2 separate regions of the Homo sapiens genome follow, and region 2 is linked to region 1. A link is a loop called in an ENCODE intact Hi-C map of the cell type or tissue named here. Cell type or tissue: endothelial cell of umbilical vein. All regions are shown on one strand. Links, peaks and the distances in the headings refer to the core of each region. The heading gives the core; the rest is flanking DNA. Region 1 overlaps UPF1 (UPF1 RNA helicase and ATPase). Region 2 overlaps SUGP2 (SURP and G-patch domain containing 2).

Evidence for each region. A loop is a pair of places that touch in the nucleus more often than their neighbours do. Peaks named below come from ENCODE experiments on the same cell type or tissue, not always from the same donor. Only the 100,000 strongest peaks of a DNase experiment are listed, where the experiment ranks them.
Region 2: it touches region 1 in a loop (4-fold over the local background); 2 of 110 quality-filtered maps call a loop at or near these places.

What each region holds. Positions count from the first base shown.
Region 1 is chr19:18,843,174-18,852,822 of GRCh38, forward strand. UPF1 (UPF1 RNA helicase and ATPase) reads left to right here. Exons shown (of 24, transcript NM_002911.4): 2 at 2,807-2,946; 3 at 4,571-4,660; 4 at 6,902-7,069; 5 at 7,515-7,695; 6 at 8,962-9,123. Among named protein-coding and RNA genes, the nearest start is that of UPF1, 16 kb to the left of the region's middle. RefSeq lists enhancers at 4,267-4,326, 5,786-5,905 and a silencer at 6,453-6,677. In endothelial cell of umbilical vein, for the core only: a CTCF peak has its summit at 4,214 (motif pointing left); DNase peaks (open chromatin) are centred at 4,198, 5,798, 6,378 and 8,368; H3K27ac peaks cover 2,118 bases.
Region 2 is chr19:18,982,236-18,991,884 of GRCh38, forward strand. It overlaps SUGP2 (SURP and G-patch domain containing 2), which reads right to left. Exons shown (of 11, transcript NM_001017392.5): 11 at 8,658-9,649. Among named protein-coding and RNA genes, the nearest start is that of HOMER3, 46 kb to the left of the region's middle. RefSeq lists an enhancer at 7,652-8,152. In endothelial cell of umbilical vein, for the core only: a CTCF peak has its summit at 4,711; DNase peaks (open chromatin) are centred at 3,226 and 4,676; H3K27ac peaks cover 453 bases.

The DNA.
Region 1 (9,649 bases), core at 651-8,650:
TGCTTTGCCTTTTGAGCTTGGCCTTTAGCCAACAATGTTGAGGGCCTCCTGGGGTGCAGGCTCCATCTAGGTGCTGGGCTCATGGCAGGGAGCAGGACAGACAATGCCCCACGGGGGCCTTGAGGTGGGGTCAGAGGATGCCTGCCTGAGAGGCACCCTGTGGACCTCACCCTGAGGCTGAGGGAACAGCAGGTGCAAGGCCTGGGTGCTGGCAAATGCAGACAGTGGTGCAAATGTTGGAGTAGATGTCTGCGGCCTGAGAGTTTATGATGGCACATTTGGGGGGATTTTTGAGTTTTTGAATTTCTGTGGTTTTCGTCTGTGGGAATGAAGTGACTTTCTTTGTTTTTTTTTTTTTTTTTTGAGACAGAGTCTTGCTCTGTGACTCAGGCTGGAGTGCAGTGGTGTGATCTCGGCTCACTGCAACCTCCGCCTCCTGGGTTCAAGCGATTCTCCTGCACGGGGATTACAGGTGCGCATCACCATGCCCAGCTAATCTTTTGTATTTTTAGTAGAGATGGGGTTTTGCCATGTTGGCCAGGCTTGTGTGTGTGTGTGTGTGTGTGTGTGTGTGTGTGTTGTTGTTAAGAGAGACAGGGTCTTGGTCTGTTGCTCAGGCTAAAGTTCAGTGGTACCATCATAGCTCACAGCGGCCTTGACCTGCTGGGGTCAAGCAATCCTCCGGCCTCAACCTCCTGATTAGCTGGGACTACAAGTGTGCGCCACCACACCTGGCTCGTTTGTGTATTTTTTTGTGGAGACAGGATCTTGGCTGTGTTGCCCAGGCTGGTCTTGAGAACTCCCGGGCTCAAGCGATCCTCCCAAAGTGTTGGGATGACAGGTGTGAGCCACCATTCCTAGCCTTGAAGTGACCTACTGTTGTGCTGCCCTGATGCACGGTCTGAGTTCTGGAGCATGTCTCTGGGCAGAAAGCCCCTGTACAGCTCTTAGATGGACTTCCAGGATGTGGTTTTAGTCGTAGCTAGGTTCACATCCAGAACTAAAGGAGTTAGAGACTCCAGCTCTGGGGCCTCGTGTATGACTAGGAAGTGGGAATTCTAGGATACGTCTTTAAATACTGTGTCCAGAGCAGAGGTGATGGGAGGAGCTGCTTTTTTTGGGGGCCGGGGGGGGGTTTGGGTTTTTCTTTTTTCTTTTTTTTTTTGAGATGGAGTTTTGCTCTTGTTGCCCAAGGTGGAGCGTGCAGTGGCACGGTCTCAGCTCACTGCAACCTGCGCCTCCTGGGTTCAAGCAATTCTCCTGTCTCAGCCTCCCAAGTAGCTGAGATTACAGGCACGTGCCACCACGTCCAGCTAATTTTTTTTTTTTTTGCCTTTTTAGTAAAAACGAGGTTTCACCATGTTGGCCAGGCTGGTCTCGAACTCCTGACCTCAGGTGATCCGCCCTGCCGAGGAGCTGCTTCTTGGTGAATGCCTGGGATGGGTACAGGGAGGCCTTGCCCCTCCAGAGCCTCCCTGGTGAGGGGATAAGTTGACAGCCTCAAAGGACTTTATTGGAGTGGCAGCTCTGTGCCAGCTGAAGATGATGACCCTCTTGTCCTTCACCCATCATGTCCCCTGGCGTGGGCTGTGGAACTTCTCTGTGCCAGGCACTGTCCCCTACTGCTGTTTTACCTCATTTCATGATAGTTCCTAGGGTCAAATATATTTTTGAAATTAATGTTTTATCTTGAAACTTTTCAGAGAGTGAAGGGAGAAGTTAACCCAGAAGTCAGCTTGTGTTGTGACCAGATCACTGCAGGGCAGCATTGGGCCCAGTGTGCATCTGTGCGTGCAGGTAGCACGTGCCCATGCACCCCAGCCAGGCGGGCTGGAGGGGCCTCTGTGGGGTGCTGCTCCCCATGAGCACCTGTCCCTAGGCTCGCACAGGTGCTGCATCACACAGCAAGGGCATTAGGCCGAGGGGCTGTCTGGGGTGCTGGGACTGGCAGTGGGAGATTTGGTGCCGTCCCTAGGGGAGCTCCCATCACTCCTCCCTGGCCCTTAATTTTGTGCCACCTTGTGTTCTGCCATGACACAGTGCTCCCGCTGCCTGACCCCGTGGTGGGGTTAGGTGGCCTATGGGGGCCATGCCAGGGACTGTTGGCCATGTCATTTGAGGTGCTGGTACTTGGGAGTGGCATGAGGAGCCCCAGTGGCTGTGTGGTCTCCTTGCAAGTGTCCTGTGCAGTTGTGGCCTGATGACTTAGAGCCATGCGCTGTCTGCCTTTGCTGAACATAGAAGAGGCGCCTTCAGTGAGGGTGTGGCCTCGGTTGCCAAGGGTATCTCAGTGTTCAGTTTCTACTTCATCCTCAGGAGAGGGCTGCCTTGAAGGGATGGGGAGGGTGAGGTGGCAGTGGATGTGGCCAGTGACATTTCCACATCTGCATGGGTGGCAGCTTCGTAGTGTTTGATGAGCCTTACACTGTGGTGGGTCTGGCATCATGAAGCTGTCCTCAGGGCACACTGCTGTCAGTCTGTAAAAGTCACCCTGCTCCTTGTGGTCCTCAGTCATGGGAAAGAAGCATCTTCCTAAGCATCCTGGTTGTGGGCATGGACATGGCTCTGTGGCTAGGCGGGGGTTAGACCAGCTGTGTGGGGGACCGGGGGGTGTAGAAGGCCACCAGTGGCCCTTTTTTGGCCAGGTAGGTTTGCTAGAGAAGAGTGAAATCCAGTCAGAACAAGGGAAACTGTCTCAAAGCAGAGATGAGGCCAGGGTGTCACACCAGAGTCATCGAGGCTGGTTCTTCTGCACTGAGTCCTGGAAGCTGCAGCCTCACTCAGGTGACACTGCGTTCTGCTGCAGGTTGGGCCCGAAGGCATCCTGCAGAACGGGGCTGTGGACGACAGTGTAGCCAAGACCAGCCAGTTGTTGGCTGAGTTGAACTTCGAGGAAGATGAAGAAGACACCTATTACACGAAGGACCTCCCCATACACGCCTGCAGGTGAGCTGAGCTCAGCTGGGCCTGGGCATGTGCTGGACAGGTGGGTGCCTCTGGCATGGGCCTGGGACACTCACCTCCCAGGTACAGGGTGGCGCCCTTGTGCTGTGACTCTGGGTGGCGGTGTCCTCGGGAGTAAGGAAATTGCTCAGGCCATGTGCACAGCCAAGGCCTGTTACCGGTCAGGAGGTGGGCTCAGCAACCTCCGACACCCTGAATTCACCAGCTGGTGGGAAAAGTTTTCCTTCCTTTGGCCTCCTCAGACCCTGGGGGCATTGCCTGGTACCTGCGCACTCACTCATAGAAAGAATTTGTCATGGCATTGGGTGAGCATCTGGGGTGGGAGGGTGAGTGGAGCAGCTGAGATACCCTCACAAAGCAGTTGCTGCAGGGTTCTGGGGCATCCCTGCCTCCCGCTGCCTTGGCCGTGCCTGGAGAATTGGATGTGAAGACAGTAGTTAGTGGATAGACCTGCATGTTGACAAATTTAGAATTCTCATCTCGAGTGGGATCGTCCCTTGTTGAGGCTTATTTCTGTATTTTTGTGACACACAAGTGAGGAAATGTAGATTAGAAGAGGGGAGAAGGTTTTGGCCAGGCACGGTGGCTCACTCCTGTAATCCCAGCACTTTGGGAGGCCGAGGTGGGCAGATCACGAGGTCAGGAGATCGAGACCATCCTGGCTAACACGGTGAAACCCTGTCTCCACTAAAAATACAAAAAATTAGCCAAGCATGGTGGCGGGCGCCTGTAGTCCCAGCTAGCTACTTGGGAGGCTGAGGCAGGAGAATGACATGAACCCGGGAGGCGGAGGTTGTAGTGAGCCGAGATCGCACCACTGCACTCCAGCCTGAGCGACAGTCACGGCAGGTTTGGGCCTGAGCCCTGCCTCTGTCTGTGGGCACCCACTTGGGGCCCTCCCTGCAGCTCCTTGCCCGCGTGCTGCCCAGCGCTCCGGGACTGAGGCTGCTCTTCGCTAGGCTTGGTGGGCAGGCACTCTTTCCTGCATCTCAGCTCTTCACTCATTCTCATTTACAGATGTTTTCGTGTATGTAATTGTGTTCTCTTAACACACAGAGATGGCCATAAGTCCTGGTGCAGCTCTGGGGAGCTAGTATTTTTGGGTTTGGTATGTGGATTTTCAGAAAACCACAGCCAGTGGTGGGGTGAGGCTCTCCCGAGGCTCCTCGCTTGGGCTTCGGGGCCTGAGCTTCAGGGCGCTGCTGCTGCAGGGTCTGTGCCCAGCTCCCTGGGAGCACAGTGCCCTCTGCTGGAGCCCAGAGTTCACCATGACCACTGGGTCTGAGGCTGGATTCCTGAATTTCAGGCCAAAGAACGGGGACTAGAATGGCCCTGGAGGAGTGAGGCCTCCTTCCAGCAGGACTCTCCTTGGAGGTGGCTTTGCTCCTTATCCCCTCGGAGCTTCTGCCACATACCCCTTCCCTGCATTCTTGGATTTGAGAAGCCCTGGTTAACTGGTTTGATTTGGTTACTGGGATTGTTGGGGTTGAGTATGTGTTTAATGAAGAACTTAAAAATGTTGTCAGAGGAAAGAATTTCACATCTTGCCAAATGAAAACCAGAGAGCAAGCTTCCAGCTGTAACTGTCGCTGTTTTGATTTTTTAGTTACTGTGGAATACACGATCCTGCCTGCGTGGTTTACTGTAATACCAGCAAGAAGTGGTTCTGCAACGGACGTGGAAATACTTCTGGCAGGTAGATAATCAGACCATGCATGTGTGTTTAATCAGTGCTGTGCTCAGATTTGTGTGTAAATTATGGAAATGTTGAAGCAAAGCGTAATATAAAATCACGCTAACAAACCTGGGTTTTTTCCTCCTCTGTGACTGGTTTAACTTGAAACAGATGGTGGTGTGTGAATGCCTTAATGTATTTACCCTTGATTTATTCTCTGTGGCTCTTTTTATTATGCAAGTAGGGTTGGCTTAATTCTCCTTCCCAGTTTTTATTTCGATTTTTCTGCAAGATGAGCTCTTGGCACACCCGCTGATCTTCATTAACGGGAGGATGTTCCCAAGGCAGTAACGGGCATCCAGGGGCGCTGGTTCCTGAGCAAGCTTGCTCTGGCCTGAGCTCATCGGAGCTGTCCGGAGGCTAATTCAGGCCAGATCCTGAATCATCGGCTTCAATTAAGTTCACTTGACCGTCGGCGCTGGGCTTGCCTTCCTGATGTTGATCAGCTGCAGCTGGACTGTGTCGCTTGTTCTGTGTTTGGGACAGGACAGTGTTCTCCCAGTGCCCAAATTCCAAGGGGGGAGTTCGATGGTCTTGCCCGAGTGGTGGGACTCTCGTCCTGGTGGGTCCCGTGCTAGCGGCTCCCCTTCCCCTCCAGGTTGCTGTGTACAGGTCACTCCACTGCTGGAGAGGATGGAGCAGAGCCTGGGAGGCAGAGCTCCGAGGTGCTAGCAAGGAAGTGTGGGGTCTTTTTCTGAGGTTCACGTTCTGGAGAAAGAAAATGACCAAAGCCCGGAGGCAGGCTTACTTGTGCTGACACAAGCCCCTCCTGTGCCTTTGACAGCTGTGGGTCTCGGAGGGTTACAGATGGAGCAGTCAGATCTCGTGGCATCTCTGAGTTAGTAACTTGAAATATGGTGTTATGAGCAAGGCCAGAAAGGGGCTGCTGTTTTTAAAAGATTTTAAAGAAGGGTATCTTCTGGATAACCAAAAGACATTCTTGTCCCATTTTCAGAATCTTCTGGGTAATTTAAGTGTTGCTATGTTTGCATTTAGTTCCTCTTGTTCAGGAAAAGCAACTAAATAAAACTTCTCTTAGCTGGCAACCCCAGCTTCCGGTCAGCATAGCCAAGAACAGGGAAGTGAGCAAAAGGGCCTCTGAGAAACAACAGGCTTGAGCCAAGCACCACTGAGCATTCTGTGCGAGGCCCAGGGGAAGGTGAGGAAGCAGCCGCTGGCCCTTAGGGATCTTGGCTGTGACAGGGTGAGGATGCATGAGAAGACACGGAGACAGCTGATTCTGCCCACGTGGCCGGCAGGGCTCCAGAGTGGAGTCGGGCTTTGGAGATGCTCAGAGTGGCCATGGCTGGTTAGAGAATCCTGGGCCTCGTGGCAGGGAGAAGGGTTAGAAGATTAGCTGAGCTGAAGCTTTTGGCAAGAATGGTTTTCCAGAGGGGAAGAGAGAGGGCGCGGTGAGGAAGGCTGGGAGGCCCTGCAGGCGTGTTCAGAGCTGCTGGAGACACCGGAAGAGCCCAAAGGCAGAGCAGCTGGGCATCCTTGTTAGATACGGCAGATAGGTGCTGGAGGGTGGCTGGCTTGGCACAGGGCAGGGTTCAGCCCAGACCGCGGTTTAGGTGAGCAGTGTCCTGGCCACGTCGCAGCAAGGAAGGAGCCGAGCCAGCCAGGGCTTCACACACAGCCCTGGGCTTCTGTAGAACCGCCCCCGCCTCTGCTCAACCTTTTTGCTGCTTTTTGCGGGGGTTTCCAGTCGCCTGCTTATCAGATTTCCCGGCCTGCAGCAAAGCAGGAGGGACTGTTGCTCCTGGAAGTAGGCACAGGGCCTCTGAGGAGTGATTTCAGAAGAAGCCACAGAAGATGGTGGCGGGGGTTGACCTTGGAAAGAAGGGGCTGGGGCCTTGTGGGAAATGTCTCTGACCCCACAGCAGCCCTGGGCCAACAATGGGTTAAATTAGGCCTGATAAGTTGGATTTAAGAAAGCAGGATTTTTAAAAAAGGCAGGAACTATGTGAACCGTGTTAAGGAAGTTTTCCTTAAAGTGGTTCAAGTTGGGATTGATTTTTGTGCTCAGTGGGGAGCTAGTTTGGGGGAGGGCTGGCCCCCAGAGATGCCAGATGGATGAGGTGTGACTGCCTCTGCTAATGGACCGTGAACGGTACCGGAACTTTTAACAGGGGCCCGAAAATTGGAAGTGGTGAAAAGCCAAATTTTGGGTGTTAACCGTTTATCATTTCCTGGTTTCAGCCACATTGTAAATCACCTTGTGAGGGCAAAATGCAAAGAGGTGACCCTGCACAAGGACGGGCCCCTGGGGGAGACAGTCCTGGAGTGCTACAACTGCGGCTGTCGCAACGTCTTCCTCCTCGGCTTCATCCCGGCCAAAGCTGACTCAGTGGTGGTGCTGCTGTGCAGGTGAGTGGTCCCCAGATGTCTCCTGGGGGTGACCTTTAAGCTCCAGCCGTCTCCTCACAAGCCTTGGCCCAGCCCAGCCCAGCCGTGGCTCTAACTCCAGGGAGTTGTCCTCCAAAGATGGTTTTTGCTGAAGGGTGAGGCATGAGAGCGTTTAGGCGCTGAGGCTTGTTAAGGAGTCGGCAGTGCCGTGTAACTCTTTTGGGGCGTTCTGGCTAAGTCATAAAAACAATTCTGTAAAAACAAAGTCTGTTCTGAGTTTTAAGAGTTCAGAGCTCAAGTGCACAGGGAGATGCGATTTATTACTAACAGTTTGAAGGTAATGTGATCACATAATAAAATGCAGGGCATGCCCCTTTGGGTGAAAGGTCAGCATGGGAGGGGGCCCTCCCTGCTCCGGGGCTTCAGGGACGGGAGCTGGTCCTCACGGCCCCCTCCCGCTCTGCAGGCAGCCCTGTGCCAGCCAGAGCAGCCTCAAGGACATCAACTGGGACAGCTCGCAGTGGCAGCCGCTGATCCAGGACCGCTGCTTCCTGTCCTGGCTGGTCAAGATCCCCTCCGAGCAGGAGCAGCTGCGGGCACGCCAGATCACGGCACAGCAGATCAACAAGCTGGAGGAGCTGTGGAAGGTGGGGCTGCCCAGCGGGCCGACCCGTGCCTTCGTGTGGTTTCTGGTTGCGGGGAGGGGAGTGTCTTCAGAGACGGCTTGACCCAGTGAGACCGCTGGAGATTCTCTGAAAGGAATTCAGGCAGACCTCTGCCACCTCTACGTGGAATGACCTCAGGGCACCTTGGTCACCTTCCATCCAGGCAGCCTTACCTGACCGAGAAGATCCTGGCCTTGGGGAAAGGAAAGCTCTGGCTGCTGGAATTTTTCTTGTCTTGCCGGGGTGAGGATGGGTGGTGGGAGGGGAAGAATGGGGCTGGCTGTGGGCAGACTTGTCCTGCAGAGCCTGAACCTGCCCAGACAGGTGGGCTGCGAGAATGTCCTGGGGAAATAGGTTGGTGTCGAGGTCGGCACAGTCAGCTGAGACAGAGGGGAGAGGAGAGGGTGCCGGGTCAAGTAGTGGGTGCCTGGCCCTCCTTCCACAGACAGCCCTCACTTTTCCCCACGGAAGCCTTTCTGTGCTTCCAGCTGTTTAGGATTTTGTGATAAAGTAGTTCTAATAACTAGGCTAGAAGTTTTCATTTGCCTCCCATTCAGTCAGAAATCTCACATAGGAAATGAAGTGCAAGTTAAAATATTTTTTTAAGCATTGTTCAGCCGGGTACCTTTCCACTTGGATTTTCCGGTTGCCAGATGATTTCATGATTCCCGTTTATATCTGAACAGCCCAGAAAATGTCCTGTCCCCACCAGCATGGCACTCACTGAGGGAGCTGGCCCCCAGGGGAAGAGCTGCGGGCCCATGTTGGTCTGGCTCAGGGTTAGCAGACGTGGGAGACAGGCCTCCCGGGCTGTGGACACAGCGAGAGAAACCGGTGGTCTTTGTGGCAGCCTGCGAGGCGGGTTAGCTGCTCTCGTTCACAAGCTGGGCATACTTGGAGGAAGCAGCTGGCTCTGAAGGTGCCCTCTGCTGTGGACAGTGTGTCAGGCTGGTGCCTGGGGCTTTGTAGGCAGGTTCACCCAAGTACCGGAACCCCGCTGGGGTGCGGAGCAGCAGCTGAGGCCCAGGCATGGGCCAGGCCGGTGTGCAGCTCCCTGTGTGGCATGGAGTTCCCGTTCCCAGGGTTCTCCTTGCAGGTGGGGCTGCGCCAGAACCCCTCCATGCCACCCACCGTGGCCCATTCTGAGAAGCGGCATGTGTGCTCCATCCCTCTGGTGCCTCTGCGCCCTCGTTCATTTGCATGTAGGGAAAAACAGGACGAGTGTGGCGCGGTGTTGTTGTCTTCTAGGAAAACCCTTCTGCCACGCTGGAGGACCTGGAGAAGCCGGGGGTGGACGAGGAGCCGCAGCATGTCCTCCTGCGGTACGAGGACGCCTACCAGTACCAGAACATATTCGGGCCCCTGGTCAAGCTGGAGGCCGACTACGACAAGAAGCTGAAGGAGTCCCAGGTGATGTGTGCGAGAGGGCTTGGCCTGGGGTGGGCTCTGGCTCTCACAGCTCTCTCCTCAGGCTTCCAGAGGGAGGTTTTCTCTCCAGGCTGTGGGAGCTGATGTGGGCTGCAGCCGCGACACCTGAGAGTTGGAACTTGCGGATCCGGGCCTGGCAGCCCGGTGGTCTGAGCCCCCGCCCTCAGATCTGACATCAGCCTCAGTGTTTTCTGTTTAAATCCAACACATCTTTCCCAGTGGGGTCCACAGCTTTGCCCACAGTTGCGAGAGTTAGACTCGGGCGTGATCCCTGTGAAGACCACATTTAGGCAACGGGAGCCCTGGAGCGCTGACCTCCCCTCCCTCCCTCCCCTCCTCTTTCTGTCCCTCCCTCCCCTCCTCTTTCTGTCCCTCCCTCCCCTCCTCTCTCTCTTCCTCCCTCCCACAGCAGCTGCTCCCTGGCCACGGAGGCCTCTGGTGTGCGGTGAAGCCTCCAGACGGGATTGGCCTGTGTGTGTTCCGGGGACTCCTAATGGCTTCTCTTTCA
Region 2 (9,649 bases), core at 1,113-9,112, 140 kb after region 1:
TCACCTGAGGTCGGGAGTTCAAGACCAGACTGATCAACATGGAGAAACCCCATCTCTACTAAAAACACAAAATTAGCTGGGCATGGTGGCGCATGTCTGTAATCCCAGCTACTCAGGAGGCTGAGGCAGGAGAATCGCTTGAACCCGGGATGCGGAGGTTGTGGTGAGCCGAGATCACGCCATGGCACTCCAGCCTGGGCAACAAGAGCAAAACTCTGTCTCAAAAGAAAAGAAAGCAGCTGAGACCAATATAGCTAAGGAGTGAAGAGCTGGGTTCCGATTCTGATTCTGCCCACTTGCAGGGGCTCTTCCTAGTCCTTCTGTGAACAGCATCTTGTTGTGCTTGGGGTCTTTCCCCCTTCTTAGCCAATGAAGCCCTAGCTATCAGTGTATTGTAGCCCTCTGGCCACTGTGATTGGTTCAGAGACAGGCATATGCCCCGGGCTGGGGCAATAATAGACAATCTTGGTGTCTGTGCCACCCCTATCAGACAACAGAGCTCTTGTGATGTTGCTTAAATGGGTAAGGCTAGGCTCCGAGTTGCTGGCCACCATCTTGCCTGCCTGTAAACAAAGGACAGCAAAGCCAAGAAATAGAGAGAGAGGCTGGTGGTTTTGGTTGAGTGCCTTGATCCAGCTGATCCTGAAGGTGTCCTTTCCAATTCCATCCACCAATTAATTCCCTTTTTGGCTTTATGCAGCCCAAAGAGTTCCCATGTATTCAGCCCTTAGTGCTGCAGAGACAGCACTATAAACATGTCAGTTACTTCATTCATTAGGAGAGCAGAGAAATTGGAAAATTGAGGCTGCCCTCATTGCTGTCTATGAGGATAAACAGAAAGTCAAAGACCAGGCAGGCTGTAGTGGCTCCTGCCTGTAATCTTAGCACTTTAGGAGGCTGAAATAAGCGGATCACTCAAGCCCAACAGTTTGTGACCAGCCTGGGCAACATAGTGGACCCTGTCTCTACAAAAAGAAAAAAAAAAAAAAAATTAGCCAGGCATGGTGGTGCATGCCTGTAGTCCCAGCTACTTGGGAGGCTGAAATGGGAGGATCACCTGAGCTCAGGGAGGTTGAGGCTGCAGTGCCACCGCACTCCAGCCTGGGTGACAGAATGAGACTCTGTCTCAAAAAAAAAAAAACAAAAAAAAAAAACAGCTAAAGACCAGCCCTAAGAACTGAACTTTCTGGAAATGGCTTGGACGTCCCACCTGCCTGCCCCAGAGAGTTGTTAACCAACGTCTCTGGGCCTCAGTTTCCTCGTCTGTAAAGGGAGCTGTGGTTGCCTAAGGTGAAAGGAGCACAGGTGCCAAGCGTTCTTTGCCATGCCTGGCGCTATAAGATATCCAGTGCTATCTAGGGATGCCCCCCGGGTGCCCACCCTGGACTCCTGCTTACTTGGACTTGGATAAAAGAAGGTTTTCTGGCCAGGTGCAGTGGTTCATGCCTGTAATCCCAACACTTTGGGAGGCAGAGGCGGATGGATCATCTGAGGTCAGGAGTTCAAGACCAGCCTGAGCAACATGGTGAAACCCCATCTCTACTAAAAATACAAAAATTAGCCAGGTATGGTGGTGCCTGCCTGTAGTCCTAGCTACTTGGGAGGCTGAGGCAAAATAATTGCTTGAAACTGGGAGGTGGGGGTTACAGGGGGTTGCAGTGAGCCCAGATTGAGCTGCTGTACTCCACCAGCCTGGGCAACAGAGTGAGACTCTGTCTCAAAAAAAAAAAAAAAAAAAAAAAAAAAAAAAAAAGAAGAAGAAGAAGAAGAAGGTTTTCTGCGTTCTGAGGGACTTAGTTGCTCCCAGACATCTCTGCCTCTTGCAACAACCTGCCAAGAACGTGGAGAGCCAGAAAGGAGAGGGTGAACATCTCTGGACTGAAACAGGGAAACTGTCAAAGGCTCTAGAGTAGGCAGGTGGGACGTCCAAGCCAGAAAGGACAGGTTTGCTCTGGGTTCCTTGCAAGTGACCTCCATGGGGTTCGGGGCTGAGACGGAGCCTACAACGTTGTCTAAGGCCACATTTCAGACAACTGCCAGAGAATGGTTGTTTTACCAAATAGCTGGCCAGCACACGGGGTCTATGTCTCTGTGTCTTTTGGCTAGGTTATTCACACCCCACCCTCGTCAGCTGTCAGGGTTACCCTGGGGAATGTCAATTCCAGGCACTTCTGGTTCCAGTGGGCATTCAGGCAAAGGGTGCTCCAGCAGCCCAGGGTAGCCCTGATACCCTGCACAGGTGCCTGCCATTAAATGGGGCTGGAACCGAGGGGTATAGATGGAACAGTTCAGAATTGCTTTCATTCCTGCCCTGCCCTTCCAGACTGCTCTTTTAAAAGGTGTAAATCAGGCCAGGCATGGTGATACATGCCTGTAGTCCCAGCTACTCAGGAGGCTAAGGCTGGAGGATCATTTCAGCCCAGGAGGTCAAGGCTGCAGAGAGCTATGATCATGCCACTGTACTCCAGCCTGGGCTACAGAGTGAGATGCCGTCTTAAAAATAATAATGATAATGATGATAAATTTTTTGTTTGTTTTTGAGACAGAGTCTTACTCTGTCACTCAGGCTGGAGTGCAGTGACGCCATCCCGGCTCGCTGCAACCTCCACTTTCCGGGTTCAAGTGATCTTCTCGCCTCAGCCTCCCGAGTAGCTGGAACTATGTGTGTGTACCACCATGCCTGGCTAATTTTTGTATTTTTAGTACAAACGGAATTTTGCCGTCTTGCCCAGGCTGGTCTCAAACTCCTGACCTCAAGCGATCCGTCTGCCTTGGCCTCCCAAAGTGCTGGGATTACAAGCATGAGCCACCGCACCATGACAAAAGCCCCTCTCTACTAAAAAATACAAAAATTAGCTGGGCATGGTGGCGCGTGCCCATAGTCCCGGCTACTCAGGAGGCTGAGGTGGGAGGATTGCGTGAATCTTGGAGGTGGAGGTTGCAGTAAGCCGAGATGGCACCACTACACTCCAGCCTGGGCGACAGAGTAAGACCCTGTCTCAAAACGAAAACCAACAAATAAAAATGTGTGGTGAATGAATGAATGAATGAATGAGTGAACAGACAAGATGTAAAAAGCCGATCAGAGCCTCTGCCAAGGAGATGTCAGAGGGTTTTTCACAGCAGCCTTTGAACAATGGCCCTGGGAGGAAGCCAGGCTTATTTCCCCATTTGACACAGGAAGAAACTGTCTTGGTTCAAATCTGATCCTTTTTTCTCCTAAGACCACAGCTGCCTCCGAAACAAAGGCCGACAATTGCTGCCAGCAAGTGCTTTGCTGTTTTTACTTCCTCTAAACATTCTTCAGTGGATTTTCCTTTCAAACTGGTTGTAAGGAGGCACATGGCTGGGTGTTGGTGGGGGGTGGCACCCCTGCCCGGACCCCACACGCTTCCCTACCACGTGGCCGGTTTGGAGTAGACCCATCTTTGTGCTGAAACACAGCCCAACATTGCCATATACGGGGGGCTTGTCTACATTTTACAAGATTTTTACAAAAATGATGCTACACTTTGCAAATGGATTTATTTTTTTTGAGACAAGGTCATACTCTGTCACCCAGGCTGGAGTGCAGTGGTACAATCACAGCTCACTGCAGCCTTGACCTCCCGGGCTCAAGTGATCCTTCCTCCTCAGCCTCCCAAGTAGGTGGGACTACAGGCATGTGCCACCATGCCCGGCTAGGGTTTCTTTTTTTTTTAATAGAGATGGGGTCTTGTTACGTTGCCCAGGCTGGCCTTGAATTCCTGGCCTCAAGCAGTGCTCTTTCCTCTCCCTCCTAAAGTGCTGGGATTGCAGGTGTGAGCCACCACGCCCAGCTTGGAACATCTTTATTTTAAGATGAGCATGCTGGGGCCTCAGGGAGTGAAGTGAATTTTCCAAAGTCACTCGTTGTGACCAGGACACTGGAGTCAAGGCCCTTTCATCATGTCATGGGGTCTAGGTAAGGACTCAGGAAACTTCATTTATTTATTTATAGATAGAGTTTTGCTTTTGTAGCCCAGGCTGGAGTACAGTGGTGCGATCTCGGCTCACTGCAACCCCCGCCTCCTGGATTCACGCGATTCTCCTGCTTCGGCCTCCGGAATAGCTGGGATTACAGGCATGCACCACCACACCCAGCTAATTTTTGCATTTTTAGTAGAGACGAGGTTTCACCATGTTGGCCAGGCTGGTCTCGAACTCCTGACCTCAGGTGATCTGCCTGCCTCGGCCTCCCAAAGTGCTGGGATTACAGGCGTGAGCCACCACGCCTGGCCTTTGTTTTAAGGAGGAGGAGTCAGCCAATGGGATGCCTCAAGGACTGGGTCCACTGACACAGAACAATGGAAACAGATCAGCGATGTCTGAGTTCACAGCATGCGGGTGCTGCTCCTAAGAACCCTTCTGTAGATGCTACTGTTCTCCCCATTTGCAAATGAGGAAGCTGACACTCAGAGATGTGGATCACCCGCCCCAGGTTACACAGCACAGAGAGGACATGTTAGGACTGAGGATTCAAATTCTTAAGGTTTGCTTTCCTCCTGGCAAAAGCAAGTCATGAAGGCGTGGAAGCTGAAATCTCGAGGCTAACGCTCCCCTTTTCACACCTGGCCACAAGCTGCAAGAACTGGGAGTTGGTGCTCCCATGAGTCCAACCTGAGGATTCGCTGGAGAAAAATTCAGCCAAGAAAAGCTCAGCTCGTGAGGTCCCCCTCCTGGGCTGTGAAGGAAGCGGATAGTGCCAGTCATTACAGAGCCGCAATTCCTGAGTGTTAAAGTTCTCAGGGCCATGAGTATGGACTTCGTGGGAAATAGAAGCACCGTGTAGACCTATGCATGTGTGTATGTCTGTGTGCATACGTGTGCATGTCTCTGTGTATGTATGTGCATGTGTGCACGCATTCGCACATGGCGTTGCACAGGGTGTGTCCATGTGTACGCAAGTGTGTGTATATAGGGAGCTTCTAAATCAGATGAAACCAACTGGAAATCCGGATACTGATGTTTAGAATTCAAGCTCTGGAGTCAGACTGCCCCAGGCCTCAGTTTTTCCATTGGGAAATGGGCTGATCCTCCCCGGATGAGAGCACTGGAGTCCAGAGAGGCCAATGACGATCAGATTTATCTCAGTATATGGTCTGTGCTGTGGGCCTTGAGGCTGAAATTTTGTGAGCTCCTTTAATTCTCTTTTTTGTGTGTGTTGGGGGTTGGCGGCAGGGTCTTGCTCTGTCGTCCAGGCTGGGCTGCAGTGGTGCATTCATAGCTCACTGCAGCCTCCAGCTCCCTGGCTCAAGCAATCCTTCAACCTCAGCCTCCCGAGGAGCTGGGACTACAGGTGGGACTATCATGCCCTGCTAACAAAAACGTTTCTTTTTGTAGAGGTGGAGCCTCCCTATGTTGCCTAGGCTGCAGCCCCAGCATTCATTAATCATCCCCGGCTCCTACCTCTGCCCAGCCCTTAATCCCCCGAACATATGATGGGGATTAATCCCCCAAACCCTTGGGGGGGATTAATCCCCCAAACATATGGGGATGGGGGGACTTGTGACAACTTACCACTCTTTCCCTGGATAGCTCCTCTATGGAATGTGGTAGAGTTTGGGGGCCACCCAACCCTCAGGCTGGCCAGGGAGGGGTGGGCAAGGGGAGCTGAGAAGGGCTTGGGGATCCTCACGAGGGAAAACTGAGGCCCAAGCGGGTGGGATGTGAAAGGATCAGTCGGTAACAAGACCAGTCCCTCTGAACCCTCTAAGAGAGGTCCTGGGTAACCGTATGTATTTAACCCTGCAAGCTGTTGGCTACATTTCACTGGAGAAAATGCAGGCGTGGAGGGTCCCACCGCTTGACCACCTCGGGGAGGACTGACTGTGAGCAGAGGGTCAGTAATAGCGTCCCTGTTGCTGGCACATCTCTGGCCCTCAAAACACCACCCTCCACCATGGGTGGGCATTGGGGTAGTATGTGGACACAGGGGAGATAGAGGCCTGGCTGGGCCCCTCAGGGAACACGGTGACCCCAAACCACCACAGGCTCCTGCACTGTTGAGGTGGGGCTGGTGACAGGGTGGGGGTGACAGGGACAGAGTTGAGGGACCTGGAGGAGGTAGAGAGAGTCAGCAGTCAGGTCCATATCCCAAGAGGTCAGGGTTTGGGGGGTGAAGCTGGCATTGGAGCCCAGCCTAAGGGCCAGTGCCTGCCAGAGACACCTGCAGGAACCACAGCCCCCACTGTCCCGGAGAGGCAGGGAAACTAGGGAATTGGGACATCAGCAGGGTCACCCCAAAGTTAGATGGCACATGAACTGTGTGGAGGGAGGCAGCAAGGTGAGGAGACCCTCAGGAGGACCCTTTGTTCTCATATGCTATTTCCTGGACTTTGTCCACAAAGAAGCCCATTCTAGGATGTAGGGCCCAAACCCAAATGGCTAGGCGTGGAGAACCTGTTAGCTAAATGACAAGCCATCATACATACATGTGTATATGTAAGTTTATTTCAGGTTTGTATTTTTAGATATAGGGTTGCCCAGGCTGGAGTACTGTGATGCAATCTCAATTCACCACAGCCTCCAATCCTGGGCTCAAGTGATCCTCCCACCTCAGCCTCTCCAGTAGCTGGGATTACAAGCACAGGCTGCCACACATGGCTTCAGAATTTTTTTTTTTTTTTTTTGAGACCAAGGGTCGCTCTTGTTGCCCAGGCTGGAGTGCAGTGGCGCGATCTCGGCTAAACGCAACCTCTGCCTCCAGGGTTCAAGCGATTCTCCTGCCTCAGCCTCCCGAGTAGCTGGGATGACAGGCATGCGCCACCATGCCTGGCTAACTTTTGTATTTTTAGTATAGATGAGGTTTCTCCATGTTGGTCAGGCTGGTCTTGAACTCCCAACCTCAGGTGATCTGCCCACCTCCACCTCCCAAAGTGCTGGGATTACAGGCGTGAGCCACCGCGCCCAGCCTCAGAAATTTTTTAAGTGAAAAAAAGCAGGGAGCAGAATAGAACTTGAAGTATAATTTGCATTTTAAAGGTTCCATCTAAAACACGATTGTGCCTACGATTGTTTACATGTGGAATATCCTCTGAAGCCAACCCAATACCTGCTCTTTTCCCACGGGCCATGGAGACTGCTGAGACAGCCTGTGGGGAGAGGAAGGCAGTCTCCGAGTGGCACCCTTGGAGTGTCCTGTCATTTGTTTTGACTTATGGGAGGAGAAAGCCTCTGTGCTCCATTCCGCATACATCTGGGTTTGGTTTTTCATCTTTTACAAGGAAAACGTCCTCGCGTGCTGCTTGAACATGCATGCGCGCACATCTGTACGTGGGCATGCATGCACAGCAAAGGCCTGGACTGAAGCCACACCTTGCTTTTGCTACTGGGGCTTCTTGGCAGCGCCTTCTGCCTGTCTTGCCCCAAGGAAGCTCCAGGGAGGAGAAAGGCCATGACAGGGATCTTGTGGTTCCACTTAGTCCTAAATTATTAGGTTGGTGGAAAAGTAATTGAAGGTTTTGCCATTACTTTTGCACCAACCTAGTACAAGGCAGCAGGGGAGATTTTACCTTCCAAATGAGATCCTTCCCAGTCTGTAGAGGGGAAACTGAGGCCTGAGATCAAGTGACCTGCCTGGGTCAACGCCAGGACAGGCATCCTGGGCTGGACACCACTCCTCCTGTCCTCCTAAGACACCCTGACCGGCCTTAGGGTGATATTAAGAGGAACTAGGGGAAGAAGGGTTCCACTACTGAAGAGAAATTCCTGGTGGTTCCTCACCCCCTGCAGGTGAGCCCCACATTTTCCCTGCAGGCTCCGGCCTTTCTCAGGGAGTGCCACTGAAGCTAGCGGTTAGACATCGCTAAGATGAAGGCAGGGTGAGGGTCTTGGCTGGCAATAGCTTCCCCCGGGACACGGTAGAAGTGAGGCTGGGGGTCCTGCCTCAGCTTCCTAAGGGCTCTGTCTCAAGGCTCCCGCTAAGCTGCCCACAGGGACCTTTCTACATGAGCATCACCTGCCCTGGGCACAGTGCCTTCCCCCTCCCTGCAGTCTGGCTCCTCCCCTCCTCACCCTGGTCAGGCAGAGGCCCCTGCAGGCCCCCTGGGTGCTGCCTTGGTCTCTGCTGTGCCCTCTGCACGCCCCTCCTCACCTGGAGGGCCAAGGGGCTGTTGACAGAGGAACCATGGGCAGGCTGGCAGCACCCAGGGACAGCAGGGAGTGTGAAGATGACAGAGAGGCAGCTCTGCAGTCAGAGGGTGGCCCAGGCAGGCTCTGGTTTTACTCTGGCAGCTGGAACCCCAGCCCTGGGATGATGGGGCAAAGCCCTGTGGGGACAGGTGAGTCGTAGGCAGCAGGGGCACAGCTCCCACTGCCCTGACACCCCTCAAAGGCAGCTTCTGTACTTGGCGGTACCGATTACCCTCCCCAGCCTCCCCAGAAGGGAATTGCCCTCCCTCTGGTGGGTGCTTGGTCCCTTCCTGCTCTCTGGCATCTTCCAAGCTTTCCTGGTGACAGTGACACAAGGTCCCTCAGGTGGGGCAAGCCAGTGAGGAGGGGCCCGAGGGAGGAGCACCACGCCGGCGGAGGGCACGTCCTGGGAGGCAGCCATCATCTGGTTCTACACTGCACTCCCATCTGCGTGCGCTGGTGTCTGATCTGATTTTAAAAACACAGCCATGGAGACCCCAGCACACTGCATTTCCTCTACATTTATTGCAACGGCTAAATGATTAACAACATTCACAACTTCTTAGATCTTAAAAAACAGAAACAAAAGAAAACTTCCATTTTGTAACATCACAAATGTCTTCTAGGCTTTATCAAGGACCAAAAACACTACAATTCTCTAAGTGATTTCCAGTGATGGAAACAAGCCAGAGACAGTAAAGCACCCAGAGTGGCGAGAGAGCACTTCCAGATGCCTGTTGTCCTCTCGGGGGTGACCCTGGAACTAGAACGACAGAAAAGACACTGTGACTTTGACACGGCTGTGCCACCACACATCACGCGCGACACGAGGATCCTGCAGAGCGGCCTCTGCAGAGAGCAAGGACAGCCTCGGTTAAGAGGGAGGGGCTGGGGGCACGGAGGGCCAGTGGCATCTCCTCTATCCCGGCTGGCCGGCAGCTGGCAGCACGCACCATGCTCTGCTGGCTCCCGACACCTTCACTGCCCCAGCGCTGAATCCACAGGAGAGGTGTCCTCTGAGAGTGTAGGGGGCTTTCTAGGTTCAAGGAGATGTGCCCTTTGACCCCTGCCAAGGACTCACAGAACCATCTCAGCTCAAACTTGGAGGAGCGGCAGGAGGTGGGGGGCGGTCAGTGGCCACACGCCACAGATTCCTAAAGCATTTAACTTTTTAATAAAATGAAGTGGAGAAAGTCAAGAATGAACATGCTAGGACAAAGCACATGGAATGGTCAGGGCGATGCTGGAGAGAGTGCGCTTGATCCACGCTGCAGGTGTGTGCGCCTCGCTCGGGTCAATGGGCTGAGCCCCGCTTGGAGCTCCATCCATTCACCTGACCCATGGCCAACATGGAAGCTGTCGGAGGGGTCAGGAAAGGAGAAGGAGAAAGGAGAAGATGAACCCCCCGCACCTGTGACTCCCCAAAACCAGCTCCACTCCAGGCCCCCACAGGCTGGTTCGTTCGAGGGTTGGGTTATAAACCCAAACTCCATCCTCC